Linked DNA regions of Homo sapiens: region 1 is linked to region 2. Evidence: chromatin loops called from intact Hi-C (ENCODE). Cell type or tissue: ascending aorta. All regions are shown on one strand. Each heading gives the region's core, and the rest is flanking DNA. Links, peaks and the distances in the headings are about the cores only.

The links. Hi-C counts contacts between places; a loop is a spot of excess contacts. Peaks named below come from ENCODE experiments on the same cell type or tissue, not always from the same donor. Only the 100,000 strongest peaks of a DNase experiment are listed, where the experiment ranks them.
Region 1: a loop joins it to region 2, with 3 times the contacts of the local background. A loop is called at or near these places in 4 of 110 quality-filtered maps.

What each region holds. Positions count from the first base shown.
Region 1 is chr17:31,784,037-31,793,229 of GRCh38, reverse strand. No RefSeq gene overlaps it. Among named protein-coding and RNA genes, the nearest start is that of COPRS, 71 kb to the left of the region's middle. RefSeq lists an enhancer at 4,827-5,327. In ascending aorta, for the core only: no CTCF peak of the experiment used is centred there; a DNase peak (open chromatin) is centred at 4,779; H3K27ac peaks cover 1,704 bases.
Region 2 is chr17:31,695,147-31,703,747 of GRCh38, reverse strand. No RefSeq gene overlaps it. Among named protein-coding and RNA genes, the nearest start is that of MIR365B, 120 kb to the right of the region's middle. RefSeq lists an enhancer at 7,369-7,869. In ascending aorta, for the core only: no CTCF peak of the experiment used is centred there; DNase peaks (open chromatin) are centred at 7,307, 7,797 and 8,057; H3K27ac peaks cover 2,500 bases.

The DNA.
Region 1 (9,193 bases), core at 3,811-6,310, 92 kb before region 2:
TCAGTGCCTTCTATGTTCTGGACACTGCACCAGGTGTTAAAGTGTAAAAGCTGCCATTCTAGAGATACGCCTAAAACACTAAAGGAGAACAGAGAAGTGAGGAATTAATTCTGGGATGTGCGTGAGTGTCTTGGGAAGTCTTCTCCAAGGAGTGACATTTGTCCTGGGTCTTGAAGGGTGAATAGGAGCCATGCTGAAAAGGGATCATAACTCTCAAGGCAGCGTTTCTCAGCCTTGCCGGATGAGTAGAAGCACCTGGTGGGGGGGCCCAGGCCACAGTCCAGACCATCCAATAAGGACCTCTGGGGGTGAGACCCAGGCATCAGTGTTTTTTAAAGCTTCCCGGATGATTCCAAAGAGCAGCCATGGTTGGAAACCATGCATTAGGGGAATGGAAGTAGAGGTTGCCTAAATGTGCACACACACACACACACACAATTAGGGTAGGCTTGAAGGTAAACTTCCAAAGACTGTCAGTCCATAGCCTTCTCCCCAGCCCCTCCTGTGTGTTCCAGAGGAATAAAAGGACATGGGTTTTGGAGGCAGACGGATCATGTGCTGACTGCTGTAAGATAGCATGTGACCATCGAGGCAGTCGATAATTTGATAAGTGTTTATTGAGTGCTTACTATGTGCTAGGTGCTGGGAACCCAGCAGGGAATATCATCAAGTCCTTGCTCTCAGGGAGCTCACTGCCTATGGCAGAAGATGGATAGACATACATTTCTCAGGCAGTGTTAGAAGGAGGGACACAGAGTTACGGGAGCCCCCAGGAGGGGTATCTGGTGCAGTCTTGTGGGGTTAGGGAGACTTCCTCTCAGAGGAAGTGGCCGCAAGGAGATACCACAAAGGAGTGGAGGAAAGAGATGGAAACATAAGTAGAGGAAACTACATGTGCAAAAGCCTAGAGGCAAGAGTGAGTATGGAGAACTCAGAAATAGCAAGTATTGACTCTATGTGAAATGTGACGTTGGGGAGGGATAAAAGAGAACTGGAAAAAACAGGCAGGGCCAGATCATAAAAGGCCTTAAAAGCCGAAGTGGGGAGTCTGTACTTTATCCCGATGACAATGGGGAGCTCCCGGAAGTAGAGCAGTGCCTTCAGGGATGAGTTTATCTGTGCAGTGTGACTAGATGGAAGGGATGCTGCAGGCATCCTCATGAGAGATGATGGTGGTCTGGGATCAGGTAGTGACAGTGGGGATGGAGAGAAGTGGACAGAGTCAAGAGACTGAGCATTTCTGGAGCTCTCTCTGCACAGTTCTCTCCTCTCTGGTACTCTGTCCTGTGAGATCCAGCTGCCTTTCCTTTGCTGCGTTGTGGCCTGAAAACCCGAGCTGTAACTGGACAACTGGGGGGCTTGCCTGGTCTGTTTCCCCCTACTCAGGAATCACTGTCCTTTGTTAACCATGTCCAATGCCCTGAAAACTCTTGTTTCATATATTTTGTCTGTTTTTTGGTTGCTTCAGTCAGGAGTATAAATCTGGTCTCTATTATTTCACCTTGATTGGAAGTGAAAGTCCTTCTATTTCATTTTTCTATATAAGAATTATTTAAGAAAGTTTGGCTGGGCACAGTGGCTCACGCCTGTAATCCCAACACTTTGAGAGGCTGAAGCGGGTGGATCACTTGAGGCCAGGAGTTTGAGATCAGCCTGGCCAAGATGACGAAACCTGGTCTCTACTAAAAATACAAAAATTAGCCAAGCATGGTGGCATACACTTGTAGTCCCAGCTACTTGGGAGGCTGGGCAGGAGAATCACTTGAACCCAGGAAGCGGACGTTGCAGTGAGCCGAGATCACTCCCACTGCACTCCAGCTTGGGCAATAGAGCAAGACTCTGTCTAAAAATAAAAATAAATAAAAAAAAAATAGGGAAAGAATTCTAGATGGTAGGAACAGGGTGATCAAAGGCTCAGAATCAGAGACGGGAAAATGCAGGCCTTTTCAGAGGGGCATATGCTGTCTGATATTGCGTTGGCTTGGCATTCTCAGTGGGGCTAGGCAGAGAACAGTGGAAAGCTACACTGGGATGGAATGTGGCAGGTCTTAAAGGAGAGGCAAAAAATATTGTATTGTGAAGGCAATGGGGAGCCATGGAAGGTTCTTGAGTAGAGAGGGGGAATAGCATGGTTTTTTTTTTTTGCCTGCCAGGCAAGTAGTTTTGACAGAAGAGCTAGCCTCAGTATAGTTCAAAGGTCCAGTTTTAGGGCTGGTTTCAGAAGTTGAGATCTAGTGGATACCTTAAAAGAACTGGTATAAAAACTTTTTATTATAGGCCAGGTGCAGTGGCTCATGCTTATAATTCCAACACTTGGGAAGGCAGAGGTGGGAGGACTACCTGAGGCAGGAGTTTGAGACCAGTATGGGCAACATAGCAAGACCCTGTCTCTACAAAAAACAAGAACAAAACTAATCAGGCATGGTGGCGCACACTTGTAGTCCTAACTATTCAGGAGGCTGAGGAGGGAGGATTGCGTGCGCTCGGGAGGTTGAGGCTTCAGTGAGCTATGATCGCGCTGGAGTGCAGCCTGGACAACAGAGTGAGACCTTGTCTCAAAGAAACAAACAAAACCAAACAAAACCACAATACCATTTTCACACCTACAAAAAATGAACATATTCTCTAATATCATGAAATCTCTATTAAGATGTTCATATTCTAATTGTATTATAATTTTGATGACTTTTACACATAAAATTTGTTTTAAAACACTTTAAGTTTCCTTCTTCCATCTAAGAAGATGTCACACTCATCTAGAGACCAGCTCAAGTTCGGCTCAGGGAACATTTAGGTCTTCCTACTGTGTTGCGGTTCACTGACTTTGGAAGTTTCACTGACGATGGTGGAAGTAACGAGTTACAGCACTGGTCCCATCTCGCACTGAGTTGGGTTCAAGCACATCTGGTGAACTAGTGGGGCATCTCTGCACAGTGAACCCGTTAAAGGAAGTGTCAGGAACCAGCCTTGACAGCTTGGCCTAGCAAGCGGAGCAAGGAGTGATGCTGGGTACTGTGTGGCCACTGTCCCTCTGATTTGTCCCTTGGCTTTGTCTCATTTTGAGTGAAAACTGTGAGGACAAATTCTAAAACTGTTTAAGATGTTGGGGGCATGAGCGGAGTAGAGTTGGTACCCCCATAAGAGAAAGGCGGGGAGTGGTGTGGTGCTCTCCACCAGACCCCCTTGGTCAGAGACTGGTAAGGTGGGCAGAGGAGGGGGCAGGATTTCTGTAGGTGCAGTGTCATCACAGGGGAATCCCTGGAGCCAGAGGAGGGGAAATCCCTTCAAACACCACCCAGACACTACCCCGCTTGTTTGTGAGCACATTGGAGATGGCCCCTGGGGAATGCAAGCTACTTGATGAAGGTAGGGAAGTACTGAACACGACTCTGTGAAGGTTCTTATTACCCCACCTTCCATGTGTGAGAACTGAGTTCAAATGGAGGGAAGAGTCACGCAACCAGGAAGCAAGGTGTCTTTTCATTTTTATTTATTTACTTATTTATTTTTTGAGACAGAGTCTCACTCTGTTGCCCAGGCTGCAGTGCATTGGCATGATCTGGGCTCACTGCAACCTCTGCCTGTGGGTTCAGCCTCCCAAGTAGCTGGGATTACAGGTGTGCACCACCACACCCAGCTAATTTTTGTATTTTTATTTATTATTTGTTTATTTATTTATTGAGATGGGGTCTTGCTCTGTTGCCCAGGCTGGAGTGCAGTGGTATAATCTCAGCTCACTGCAACTTCTGCCTCCCCGGCTCAAGTGATCCTCCTACCTCGGCCTCCTTAGTAGCTGGGACTACAGGCCTACTCCAACATGCCTGCTAATTTTTTGTATTTTCAGTAGCGACGGGGTTTTACCATGTTGCCCAAGCTGGTCTTGTGAACTCAAGTGATCTGCCCGCCTCGGCCTCTCAAAGTGTTGGGATTACAGGCGTGAGCCACTGTGTCTGGTCATGAGATGTGTTTAAATTCAAAGCCATCCTTCTCTCACTCTAATAATGGTTGCCACACAGAAGGGGAATGCTTTAGGAGAAGAATGCTGATGGGCTGAGTCTGTATCAGGGACCATCTGGAGACCATAAGCTGTTGCTCATCTTAACCTTCAAAACCATTCTATGAGGTCACTTTTATCCTTATTCTACAGATAGGGAAATGAGGCTCAGTTTTACTAACTTCAAAGCTCACAGTCATGGTCAAAATAGTTCATTGGATATTTCTTGGGAACATTTGGCTTTGGTTCGTGGTTCAGGAAAAAAATTGTCTTTAGATTTTCATTTCAGGGTTCAGAGAGGCTGGTTCTTTCTCATTTGGGGTTCAAGATTTAGTTTGAATATTAGGCCCTAGGAGCCTCTGGTTCTTCATAAGTGTTAAATAGATTAAATGCCATAAAGGTGACATTGAGATACTTGGGCATGTTGGGGCAGTGAGCTTTGGCTCTGGCCCGTGGCTCTAGGAGGATGGTAGCTGGTATCCATCGAGATGGATGGTGGCTGTGGGGTGTGAATGCTGAGTGATGACTTGTATTAAAGTGGATGTGGGCAAATAAAAATGAATTTTGCTTGGAACCACTTTTTATCAGGTGGCTTTCCATGCAGGATGATGTTTCACATGCATAGGCAACCTGGACCTGAGCTGGGGTGGAGTTGGGGCAGACGAGCTGTGTCTTCTCTGCCCTTTCTGATTCCAGGGCGAGGGCTGTGCCAGGAAGTGCTTCTCAGCCACTTCTCCTTAGGCACCTTTAAAGGAGCCTTTCCCCACCCCAGTCTGACTCAGAAAGTGGGGAGAAATGCCAGAGGCAGATGGAGCCAGGCACAGGCCCGGGCAAAACGTGTGAGGCTGAGTGTTTCCAACAGCAAGACACTGGAAGTGATGCAAGTGCTCAGCAGTCAAAAAGGAGAGGATGAAAGCATTCCAGTGCCCAGCCTGCACCTCAGTTGTTGTAATCACGATTCCCTGCCTCCAGTCTGGCAACTCCCCCAGCCATCATTTAATCACTCAGCAAGTATCTATCAAGCACTTATCCTGTACTGGGAAGGGCATGTTGACTGCTACTTGCTCAGCCCCCTGTTTCATTCCCCTGTGACCCTCGAAGATTCCTTTAAGTGACCAGGCAAGCCCTCCATGCCACCACTCCCTAAAAGTAGGCTCCATCTGGGCGGCTTCAGTGTGCAACCTACACAACTGTACACAGGAGCCCTGCCTCAGGCACCCATGGTGTCAATCACAGTCTTACTGCACATATAAGTACTCTGTAAACTGCATGAAGGTTAGGCTATTCCTCTTACTACTATTGTATGAGACGTCTGGGATCCTGTTCTAGAAATGTTCCTGTCATATCTCAATAGACCCCAAGAATTGTCTCCTTGTCTGAAATTTCCTGCAGTCAGCAAGCTTCCTCTCTAGGGTTCCAGGACCTTAGAATCCCCCTCTTCCCCAGCCTCTGCCTTCACTTCCTGCATCCACACAGGGGAAGGGAAGGGAACCCATGCCCTTTTATGTGTCAGGCCCATGCTGAGAAATTTACAGAGTATTCTATTTAATTTTCAACAACTTCTAGAGAAGTAGGTATTGCCACCCCCATTTTAGGATAAACTGAGATTTTTTTCTTTTTTTTTTCTTTAGGGAGAAACTGAAGCTCAAAGACATGAAATCATTTTCTTTAGATCATGCGTATGTGAAGTGGCAGACCCGGATTTGAACTTGAATTCCGTAAGACTTCAAACCCTGAAACTGTGTAGCTTCATATCCTGGCTCTTCTGCCTACTATTGTGTGTACCTTGGGAAATTACTAAATCTCTTGATGCTTCTCTTTCAATCTTGGTAAAATGAGGGCGATAATAATTCTTGCCTCTCCAGGCAGTTAGGAGGATCAAAGGAGTTGAAACAAGTAAAACACTGTGAGACCGGCACACTCAATGAATATTGGCTCTTATCATCATCATCATCATCATCATCATCATCATCATCATCATCATCATTATTACTATTACTTCTCCAAGACACTTACATGACTTGGGATAATTGTTACATTTATAGAAGCAGCCCCAGGATTAAATGCTTCTTCGTCTTGGAAGCCTTGGGCCAATTTGATAACAACGGGCTTTGTATTTTCAAATATGAGAAATATCTAGAATAAACTCCCAAATGTCACAGTGGAGACTCTGTCCAGGCCGGTGATGACTCTTCCAGAGCAGCACAGGGGAGATGAGGGTGTTTTCCAGTGATGTGATTGGGTCACACAGGCCTCAAGTCATCTCTGAAAGAAATAAAAGGGAACTTGGATTTGAAAGGACATGGTGGGTCTTAAGAGATCTCTGCTTATGGTTTAAAAATTGTGTCCAATTTTCATTGCTCCATTGATTTGCGCTTCTTGGAGTTGGTTGGATGAAGTCCTCCTTAGAGGCAGGGGAATGGATTGGATGTTCGGTCCCTATGACTTCTCTCCTGTATTTTCTTCATGCTTTGAAATAATAATCCATTTCATAGTATAGTGGGTTCAGATGGCAGATCATAGACTCAGGTATTGTGGACAGACCAATCATTGTGTCCACAGCTTGACCCTGGTGGAAGGCTGTAACCCTGATGGCAAAGCCCTGGAGTCTCCCAAACCAGTCAGGGGTCCCTGCCTCTTCCCAACTTCTTTTTTTATTATTATTTTTTTATTTTTTTATTGTCCTTCACTTCCTTTTTTTAAATTATACTTTAAGTTTCAGGGTACATGTGCACAACGTGCAGGTTTGTTACATATGTATACATGTGCCATGTTGGTGTGCTGCACCCATTAACTCGTCATTTACATTAGGTATATCTCCTAATGATATCCCTCCTCCCTCCCCCCACCCCACAACAGGCCCCAGTGTGTGATGTTCCCCTTCCTGTGTCCATGTGTTCTCATTGTTCAATTCCCACCTATGAGTGAGAATATGCGGTGTTTGGTTTTTTGTCCATTTCTCAGTTTGCTGAGAATGACGGTTTCCAGCTTCATTCATGTCCCTACAAAGGACATGAACTCATCATTTTTTATGGCTGCATAGTATTCCATGGTGTATATGTGCCACATTTTCTTAATCGAGTCTATCATTGTTGGACATTTGGGTTGGTTCCAAGTCTTTGCTATTGTGAATAGTGCCACAATAAACATACGTGTGCATGTGTCTTTATAGCGGCATGGTTTATAATCCTTTGGGTATATGCCCAGTAATGGGATGGCTGGGCCAAATGGTATTTCTAGTTCTAGATCCCTGAGGAGTCGCCACACTGTCTTCCACAATGGTTGAACTAGTTTACAGTCCCACCAACGTGTAAAAGTGTTCCTATTTCTCCACATCCTCTCCAGCACGTGTTGTTTCCTGACTTTTTAATGATCGCCATTCTAAGTGGTGTGAGATGGTATCTCATTGTGGTTTTGATTTGCATTTCTCTGATGGCCAGTGATGATGAGCATATTTTCATGTGTCTTTTGGCTGCATAAATGTCTTCTTTTGAGAAGTGTCTGTTCATATCCTTCACCCACTTGGTGATGGGTTGTTTTTTTCTTGTACCTTTGTTTGAGTTCATTGTAGATTCTGGATATTAGCCCTTTGTCAGATAAGTAGATTGCAAAAATTTTCTCCCATTCTGTAGGTTGCCTGTTCACTCTGATGGTAGTTTCTTTTGCTGTGCAGAAGCTCTTTAGTTTAATTAGATCCCATGTGTCAATTTTGGCTTTTGTTGCCATTGCTTTTGGTGTTTTAGACATGAAGTCCTTGTACATGCCTATGTCCTGAATGGTATTGCCTAGGTTTTCTTCTAGGGTTTTTACGGTTTTAGGTCTAACATTTAAGTCTTTAATCTATCTTGAATTAATTTTTGTATAAGATGTAAGGAAGGGATCCAGTTTCAGCTTTCTACATATGGCTAGCCAGTTTTCCCAGCACCATTGATTAAATAGGGAATCCTTTCCCCATTTCTTGTTTTTGTCAGGTTTGTCAAAGATCAGATAGTTGTAGATATGTGGAATTATTTCTGAGGGCTCTGTTCTGTTCCATTGGTCTATATCTCTGTTTTGGTACAAGTACCATGCTGTTTTGGTTACTGTAGCCTTGTAGTATAGTTTGAAGTCAGATAGCGTGATGCCTCCAGCTTTGTTCTTTTGGCTTAGGATTGACTTGGCAATGCAGGCTCTTTTTTGGTTCCATATGAACTTTAAAGTAGCTTTTTCCAATTCTGTGAAGAAAGTCATTGGTAGCTTGATGGGGATGGCATTGAATCTATAAATTACCTTGGGCAGTATGGTCATTTTCACCATATTGATTCTTCCTACCTATGAGCATGGAATGTTCTTGCATTTGTTTGTATCCTCTTTTATTTCGTTGAGCAGTGGTTTGTAGTTCTCCTTGAAGAGGTCCTTCACATCCCTTGTAAGTTGGATTCCTAGGTATTTTATTCTCTTTGAAGCAATTGTGAATGGGAGTTCACTCATGATTTGGCTCTCTGTTTGTCTGTTATTGGTGTATAAGAATGCTTGTGATTTTTGCACGTTGATTTTGTATCCTGAGACTTTGCTGAAGTTGCTTATCAGCTTAAGGAGATTTGGGGCTGAGACGACGGGGTTTTCCAGATATACAATCATGTCATCTGCAAACAGGGGCAATTTAACTTCCTCTTTTCCTAATTGAATACAATTTATTTCCTTCTCCTGCCTGATTGCCCTGGCCAGAACTTCCAACACTATGTTGAATAGGAGAAGTGAGAGAGGGCATCCCTGTCTTGTGCCAGTTTTCAAAGGGAATGCTTCCAGTTTTAGCCCATTCAGTATGATATTGGCTGTGGGTTTGTCATAGATAGCTCTTATTATTTTGAGATACGTCCCATCAATACCTAATTTATTGAGAGTTTTTAGCATGAAGTGTTGTTGAACTTTGTCAAAGGCCTTTTCTGCATCTACTGAGATAATCATGTGGTTTTTGTCTTTGGTTCTGTTTATATGCTGGATTACATTTATTGATTTGTGTATGTTGAACCAGCCTTGCATCCCAGGGATGAAGCCCACTTGATCATGGTGGATAAGCTTTTTGATGTGCTGCTGGATTTGGTTTGCCAGTATTTTATTGAGGATTTTTGCATCGATGTTCATCAGGGATAGTGGTCTAAAATTCTCTTTTTTTGTTGTGTCTCTGCCAGGCTTTGGTATCAGGATAATGCTGGCCTC
Region 2 (8,601 bases), core at 5,904-8,403:
CTTCTGCACAGCAAAGAAAACAATTAACAAAATGAAGAGACAACCCACAAAGTGGGAGAAAATGTTTGCAAACCATACATCTGATAAGCGGTTAATATCAAAAATATATAAGGAACTCAACTCAATAGCAATAAGATAAATAACCTGATTTTAAAATGGACAAAAGACCTGAACAGCCATTTCTCAAAAGAAGACATGCCAATGGCCAATAGGTTCATGAAAAAATGCTCACCGTCACTGATCATTAGAGAAATACAAATTAAAGCCACAATGAGCTATCACTTCCCACCTGTTAGGGTGACTATTATCAGAAAGATAAAAGATTACAAGTGTTGGTGAGAATGTAGAGAAAAGGGAACCCTTGTACACTGTAGGGGGGCATGTAAATTAGTACAGCTACTACAGAAAACAGAAAGGATGTTCCTCAAAAAACTAAAAATAGAACTACCATATTATCCAGCAGTCCTACTACTGAGTATATATTCAAAGGAAATGAAATCAGTATATTGGAGAGACATCTACACTCTCATGTTTATTGTAGCATTATTCACAATAGCCAAGATATGGAATGAACCTAAGTGTCCATCAACAAATGAATGGATAAAGAAAATGTGGTACATATACATGATGGAATACTATTCAGCCTTGAAAAAGGAAAGCCTGTCATTTGTGACAATGTGGATGAACCTGGAGGACCTTATGCTAAGTGAAATAAGGCCGACACAGACAAATACCAAATAATTTCACTTATACAAGCGTACCTTGCTTCAGTGTGCTTTGCAGATAGTGCTTTTTTTAAAAAATAAATTGAAGGTTAGTGGCAAGCCTTTGTTGAGCAAGTCTATCACCACCATTTTCGCAACAGCATAATCTCACTTTGTATTTCTGTGTTATCATGTTAGCAGTAAAGTATTTTGAAATTAAGGTATGTGGCCAGGCACGGTGGCTCATGCCTGTAATCCCAGCACTTTGGGAGGCTGAGGCGGGTGGATCGCCTGAAGTCAGGAGTCCGAGACCAGCCTGGCCAACATGGTGAAACCCCGTCTCTACTAAAAATACAAAAATTAGCTGGACATGGTGGCAGGCGCTTGTAATCCCAGCTACTCAGGAGGCTGAGGCAGGAGAATCACTTGAACCCCGGGAGGTGGAGGTTGCAGTGAGCCGAGATGGTGCCATTGCACTGCAGCCTGGGCAACCAGAGCGAGACTTTGTCTCAAACAAAACAAAACAAAACAAAATTAAGGTATGCACATTTTTAGACATAATGTTATTACACACTTAATAGACTACAGTACAGTGTAAACAAAACTTATATGTACTGGGAAACCCCCAAATTTGTGATTTGCTTTATTGTGATACTTGCTTTTTTGTGACAGTTTAGAATCAAGCCTACAATATCTCTGAGATATGCCTGTTTGTGAAATTTTAAAAAGCTGAACTCATAGAAGTAGAGAGTAGAATGATGGTTATCAGAGGCTGGGAGTGGGGGCAGGAAAGGGGAAGTTATTGGTCAAATTGTACAGTCCGAGTTAAATAGCAGATTAAATGCAACTGAAGCAATAACTGGTGAGCTGGAATTCCTCAGGTAGGAGGAATAAGTTTGGAGGTCTATTGCATAGCAGGATGACTAAAGTCAATTATAATGTAAATGTATTGTGTATTTCAAAATAACGAAGAGTGGGCTGGCCGTGGTGGCTCACACCTGTAATTCTAGCACTTTGGGAGGCTGAGGTGGGTGGATTGCTTGAGCTCAGGAGTTCGAGACCAGCCTGGGCAACATGGCGAAACCCCATCTGTACAAAAAATACAAAAAATTAGCCAGGTGTGGTGGTGGATGCCTGTAGTCCCAGCTACTTTGTGGGGGGCTGAGGCAGGAGGATCTCTTGAACCCAGGAAGTTGAGGCTGCAGTGAGCCAAGATTGCGCCACTGAACTCCAGCCTGGGGGCCAAAGTGAGACTGTCTCAAAAAATGAAAAACAAAAACTAAGAGTAAATTTCAAATTTCTTACCACCAAAAACAAGTGAGGTGATATGATGGGTATGTTAATTATCTTGATTTAATCATTCCACATTGTATACATATATCAAAACATCACATTGTACCCCACAAATATATACAACTATGATTTTTCAATTAAAAATATTAATTTTTAAAAATAAAAGAAATGAAGAAAATTAAATTTAAAAAACATTCTGTTGCGTAAGAAGCAATAAAATGCATTATCAACAGAGCTATCTTCCAGCTCACCAGTTATCTCTTCAGTTGCATTTAATCTGCTATTTAATTCATCTATTGGGTTTTACATTTCAGTGGCTTTCTGTATTTTTCTACAGAAAAATACAGTTCTACAGTTCAAGTTGGGCATTTTCCAAATATGCTTGTTCTTTGTAATGACATCTTTCTTTTTCTTGTTTTGAGCCCCTTCCTTTATGTTGTTAATTATTTAAGGCTTACTTATTTTGAAGTTTCTATGTTTGTTCTAATGGTTGAACATTTGGCAAGGTTGATCAAATCTATTGCTTACTCTGTCTGATTCTTGCTCACATACATAACTTGTAATTTTGGACTATGAGCTCATCTATGGTAGCCCTCTCTCTGTGGGAATCATACGCAGCCTTCATTGAGAGCATGCCCTCCAGAGTAGTTTTGTGTTTGTTACTGTCAGGAATCCTAGGGGTGTCACTGTCTTGAAGATAGTCATTAGGTTACATGACCAGTTTGGGAGTTCCTGGACTGCAGGAGTACAATCAAACTTTCTCACCTGACATGAGGTGAAGCCCCACAGTTCCAGCCCTTGGGGGAGATTTTTTCCCACTCAGAGACTAGGATAGAGCAGAAAAGCTTCCTTATAACCTCTTCACTCCCCTCTACCTCCTACCCCCACCCCATACAACTACAGCATTAACTCAAAAGCTTATTCCTTTGATATTTACTCCTCTCTCAATTTTTGGTCCCTGGGAATTTCCTTACTCACTTGAGCTCTTAGCTCTGCTTTTCAGAGGCCAGCTATTGTATTTTATCCATAATTTCTAGGTGCCTATTAGTGGGAGAGTTTTCAGGTTATCTAAGTGAATCCTATTTCCAAGACCATGAGGCTTACTATTTGTTTTTGTTAATCATTGTGTCCCTTTTGCCTATTATAATGCCTGAAAAGAAAAAAAGTATTTAATTAATATTCTCTTTTTTTTTGAGACAGAGTCTCACTCTGTCACCCAGGCTGGAGTGCAGTGGTGCAATATCAGCTCACTGCAACCTCTGCCTCCTGAGTTCAAGTGATTCTCCTACCTTCAGCCTCCTGAGTAGCTGGGATTACAGGCATACACCACCTTGTCTGGCTAATTTTTATATTTTTAGTAGAGACAAGGTTTTGCCATGTTGGCCAGGCTGGTCTCGAACTCCTGACCTCAAGTGATCCGCCAGCCTCAGCCTCCCAAAGTGCTGGGATTACAGGTGCGAGCAACTGTGCCCAGCCTCTCTTCTTTTGTTCTTAGTTTCTCTTGGTAACCGAGATCTTTAAACCTCTTGGCTGTCCCCCAGTGCCCAGCAGATCATGGCCCACAGCAAGCACTCAAGAAATTTTTGTGGAATACATTGAAAGAATAAATTGGACAGATGAGGACTCTGATACCAGAGATGTGAAGCAACTTAAGTCTCTGGAAGTTCCGTGCTGGTAAAGGGGATTTCTAGATGTTGTTGTCCACTTACATTTCTGTTTTCCACAAATTAACCCGTCCCAGCAGTCATAGGAAGACTTTCCCCCTCTAGTCATGCCCTCTGGATCTGATTTGATTGGAGAGTGTGGTCCTGTGCGCCCACTCTCTTCTCCAGGTGTCAAGATGTCAGTACCTCATACCCAAGAGCTGCAAGTCTAATGACCCCAAAGGGGTTGTTGGTGGTGGCAACTGAGAGCGTAGGAGAGAGGAAGAAGGAAAGCGAGAGAGAGAGTGGCCATCGAGGAGAATGGAAGTGCTCTGTGTGCTTCCAGATCACCTCATCTGTGGTCTGCTGCACCATTGCTGATTTCCATTCCCTCTTTTTATTTATTATGATTAAATTTGAACTCTTGGTAAGAGGTCACTTGTTTTAGCTAAGAATGACTTGATTGATTTATTCCTCTTAGTGTCAAAGAATAACAAACCTTGTCCTAACTTGAGCCCTCCCTGGCTGTCTGGGAGTATACTCACTTTGAGCCATGTGGGCGTGGCAGTGGAGAGAGCCCTGAGCTGGGAGCCGGAAGCCCTTGGCTCCTGGCCAGGCACCGCCACTGTGTGACCATGGGCAAGTCACTTGCCCTCTCTGGACTCAGCTCTACCATCCACAACTTGAGAGGATGATCTTTAAGAGTGTTTCCAGTTGTGACATCCTGTGGTTCTATTTTACCATTACTTATTCCTTTTCTAGTGCTTCTCCTTTCTTCATGGAGATCCAGGTTTCTGACATATAATTTTCCTTCTCTCTGAAAAGCTTCTTTTAACATTTCTCACAAGGCAGGTCTACTAACAACAAATTCCCTCAGTTTTTGTTTGTATGATTCTCTGCTAGAGATCAGAAGCGTGGTAACAGAAATGAAGAGTGCTTTTTTTTTTTTTTTTTTGAGACAGAGTCTTGCTCTGTTGCCCAGAATGGAATGCAGTGGCGCATGATCAGGGCTCACAGCAGCCTCGACCTCCCAGGCTCGAGCGATCCTCCACCTCAGCCTCCCACACATAGTTGGGACTACAGGCACGTACCACCATGCCCAGCTAATTTTAAAATATTTTGTAGAATCAGGGGTCTTGCTGTGTTGCCAGAGCGAGTTTCAAACTCCTGGTCTCAAGTGATCCTAGCACCTTGGCCTCCCAAAGTGCTGGAATTACAGGTATGAGCCACCATGCCTGGTCGCCCTTAGCATCTTAATTATAGTTTTTTAAACATTTCTGGTCTGATTTAATTCCAACATTTCTCCCATGTCTGAGTCTGGTTCTGATGCTTGCTCAGTCTCTTCAAACTGTGTTTTTTTGTGTTTTGGTATGCCTTGTAATTTTTTTCTTGATGGCCAGACATGATGTACTGGGTAAATGGAACTGTAGTCAACAGGCCTTTAGTGATTTGGTGGTCAGATGCTGCGGGGAAAGGAAGTGTTCGATAGTCCTGTGATTAGGCCTCAGTCTGTTGGTGAGCCTGTGCCCTTGGGCTGTGATCTTCACAAGTGATTCTCAGTACCCCCTCCTTAGGTGGAAAAGGGTGGCTAGAGGGGGCTAGAGTTGGCTATTTCTCTTCCCCCGGGTTATTGGGCTCTCATAAAGCCCCAGTAGGTTAGGCTATGATAAAACAGTTTGTATTGAGCGCAGTCCTTATTTATTTATTTATTTATTTTGAGATGGAGTCTTGCACTGTCACCCCTGCTGGAGTGCAATGGCGTGATCTTGGCTCACTGCAACCCCCGCCTCTTGGGTTCAAGCGATTCTCCTGCCTCAGCCTCCCGAGTAGCTGGGATTGCAGGGGCCCACCACCAGGCCCGGCTAATTTTTTTGTATTTTCAGTAGAGATGGGGTTTCACTATATTGGCCAGGCTGGTCTCAAACTCCTGACCTCATGATCCACCCGCCTCAGCCTCCCAAAGTGCTGGCATGACAGGCGTGAGCCACCACGCCCGGCCATCCTTCTTACAGAGAACAGAATGCTCTGGTGCATTTCAGAATGGCTACTTTTCACCTCCTCCTGCTGGGAACACTGGATTTTTCTCTGATCATCACTGTGAGAAGCTGTTAGAGCTCCTGTAGATAAGACTCACACAAGAGTGAGGGCTCGCCTGCAACTGGGCTCCCTCGGGGTTTTACTCTCAGACTCGTCCACGCTGAGACTCCAGCAATTACCAGTTACGGTTCAGGTTTTCCTGCCCCAATACTGGTTCCCACAGTGGTTTCTGCTCAGGTTTTCTGTCCTGCTAAGTTGTGATTTTCTGTGTACTCCTGTCTGTCTCTCCAGTTTTGGGGTAGGATGCGATGTGTAGCTATAGAATAAACGAAGCAAGGTTAAAAATGAAGCATAGCAAAAAAGGCTGGAGGTGGAATCATGGGTGATTTTTCTTTCTCTGGGGAGGCACTTTTGCTCTGCTCACTGCATTTTCTACGTTTCCTTTAGTGAGAATGTATCTTTCTTGTAATGGCAAACAAACCATATTAAAATAATATTTTAAAGGCTGTTCCATTTTGTGCTGCTGGGAGATGGGAGACCTGGTTGACCCTCACGTCCATGCCCGGACCCACCAGGGACATCGATGGGTTGGAAGGTGTCAGGGGAATGTGTCGGTGATGAGATGAGAGCACCACAGCTGCCCGTGCTGGCAGCAGCTGCTCAAACAGAGGCTATTCTGCTTAAAAAAATAAAGATAGGGCCATCCTTATGGCCTGGTATGGTCCTAGGGAAAAAGAATTAGTTGCCTTCTAAGGGAATCTGGAGGGCAGAAGCAGCACTGCTGGGGGACGCCTCAAGCTTGCAGGGACCCAACTTTTGGCTTAATAGAAGAAAGACTGGCCAACCTTGCAAACTGTCCAAGATTAGAGGCAGCATAGCCTTAAGAGACAGTGAGCCCCTCGTCACTGGGAGAGTATAACCGAGGTTGCTGACCACTGTTAGGGACACTGCAGTGGACCTTTCCTGCAGTGCTTCGAGACTGTGGTAGAGGAGCTCAAAGCTGCCCTTTCATTTGTTAAGGGAGAAGGAATGAATTGAAAGAAGAGGAATTAATACCATCATGGCCAAGAGAGGGGCCTCTCAAGTCAGACAGCTGGCTTTAAGCGCTGGATCTGCTACTTACTAGCCGTGCAATTTTAGGCAAGTTGCTGGACCTATGTGTGACTCAGTTTTCTCATCTGCAAAATGGGTGAAATAAGAGGGTGGCTGTGATCAATAAATGAGATAGCACACGAAGGGCTTGCTGCGGGGCCCTGTACACAATAGCTCTGTAAATGAGGTTGGCAATGGGGGCGTCATTTTCCAAGACACCAGAGATTTCAGGCCTCCTGCCACTTGCCAAGCTCCCAAGTCACTCATTTCCTCATCTGTCGGCCTTGTCACATTTGGAATTTTAGCATCTGTTGGTCAAAAGTCATATTCTGTATTTGGCTGAACTAATTTTATCCCAGATTATTTCTAACAGAGTCAACATTCTTCCCCCTCCTGCCTCTGAATCTTCTCAAAGGTAGACATTCTCCAGGCAGGCTGCTCTCTTAGCTTGGTTTCCTTGGCCTCCCTCCCTGTGTCGGTGCCCAGAATGTAATAACAAATCCCGTCTCCCAGCCAGGAGCTGGGTGCCCAGGAATTCCGGCCCTGCTCGGCCAGCTCTGTTTGCCAGCGCATCTGTTTCTAATCAGTGCAGCAGGACGCATTCTTTCTGCCGAGTGTGCAGGCCCGGAGCCTGGGGACTGTGCTAATTGATTGCTAAATGGATCTTGTCATTTCCAAAAGAGGCCTCTAGGCCTGCCCTTTGCTCTGCCTCTGCTCTCCACGGGCTGAAGAGCTTAAGAATTAACTCATCCACTGCCTTTGTCGGGAGGCGAGGACTGTCCCGAACTTCAGTGCTGGGAATGCACCAGGAGCCTTGGACAAAAAGCCTCTGCTCTTCGTAAAGAGATTCACGGCTGAAAAAGCCCTGCCATGGACATGACCCCATTTCATTCTCCTGGTGGCTTATAGGGGTAGGCCTGACCCCACTGGACAGATGAAGAAATCAAGGCTCAGGGGTGTGAGTTGAGTGGCCCGGGTCACGCAGAGCTGCTAGCAAGGATGAGACTGTCTTGAGCCTGACTCATGCTGGGTCCAGGTTCTGTCCCCAGACCTCAGCCCATTGGCAGTGTCTGGCCGGGGCTTGCTATTGAGGTTGCAGAGAAAGTGGACAGCACAAGGTCTGTTGACGGGGCTGTCTGGGTCGGCAGGACACCCACAGGTGTCTTGGTGTCTGGCTGCCCTGTCCTGATAAGAGCACCAGAATGGGGAAGATATTGCTCATGTTCAGGGGTGTAGCGCTGCACCTCAAGCTTCCTTTCCTAGCAGTGCAGCCCCTCCCATCCCAGCATCCTTGCACCAAGGCCTCTGGGCTTCCCTGGCACTTACAGAAGTATTGAGTCACCATCTGTTTTCTCGTCTGTCTCCCCAGCTTGAAGCCAGGGATTGTTGTCTTTCTGCCTCTAAATCTCTGCCTTGAACAGGGTCTGCTCATAGTAGGTGGTCAACACATAAATGCAGAATGAATGAATGAATGACTCGTCCTGGACTGTCTTCTGTGATTTCCTTCTCCTTGGTCTCTTGGCAGGATTGGTCAGAGAACAAGATTTCAGTTTACTCTCAGCAGAACCCTGTAGCACTCAGATGCCTCAGTTCCTGACAAAATCTCTCAGCTTCAGTTTTCACATATGTCAAATGGGATGATTCCGTGTGTCCACCATGGGCTGGTTGGAGGACCAGTTGAGATAATGGAAATTTGAACATTATGCTCATGTGAATGCTGTGTGTATATGTGTGTGTGTGTGTGTGTGTGTGTGTTGTTGGTTTGGTTGTTTTTTGTTTGTTTGTTTGTTTGTTTGTTTTGAGAGGGAGTCTCCCTCTGTTGCCCAGGCTGG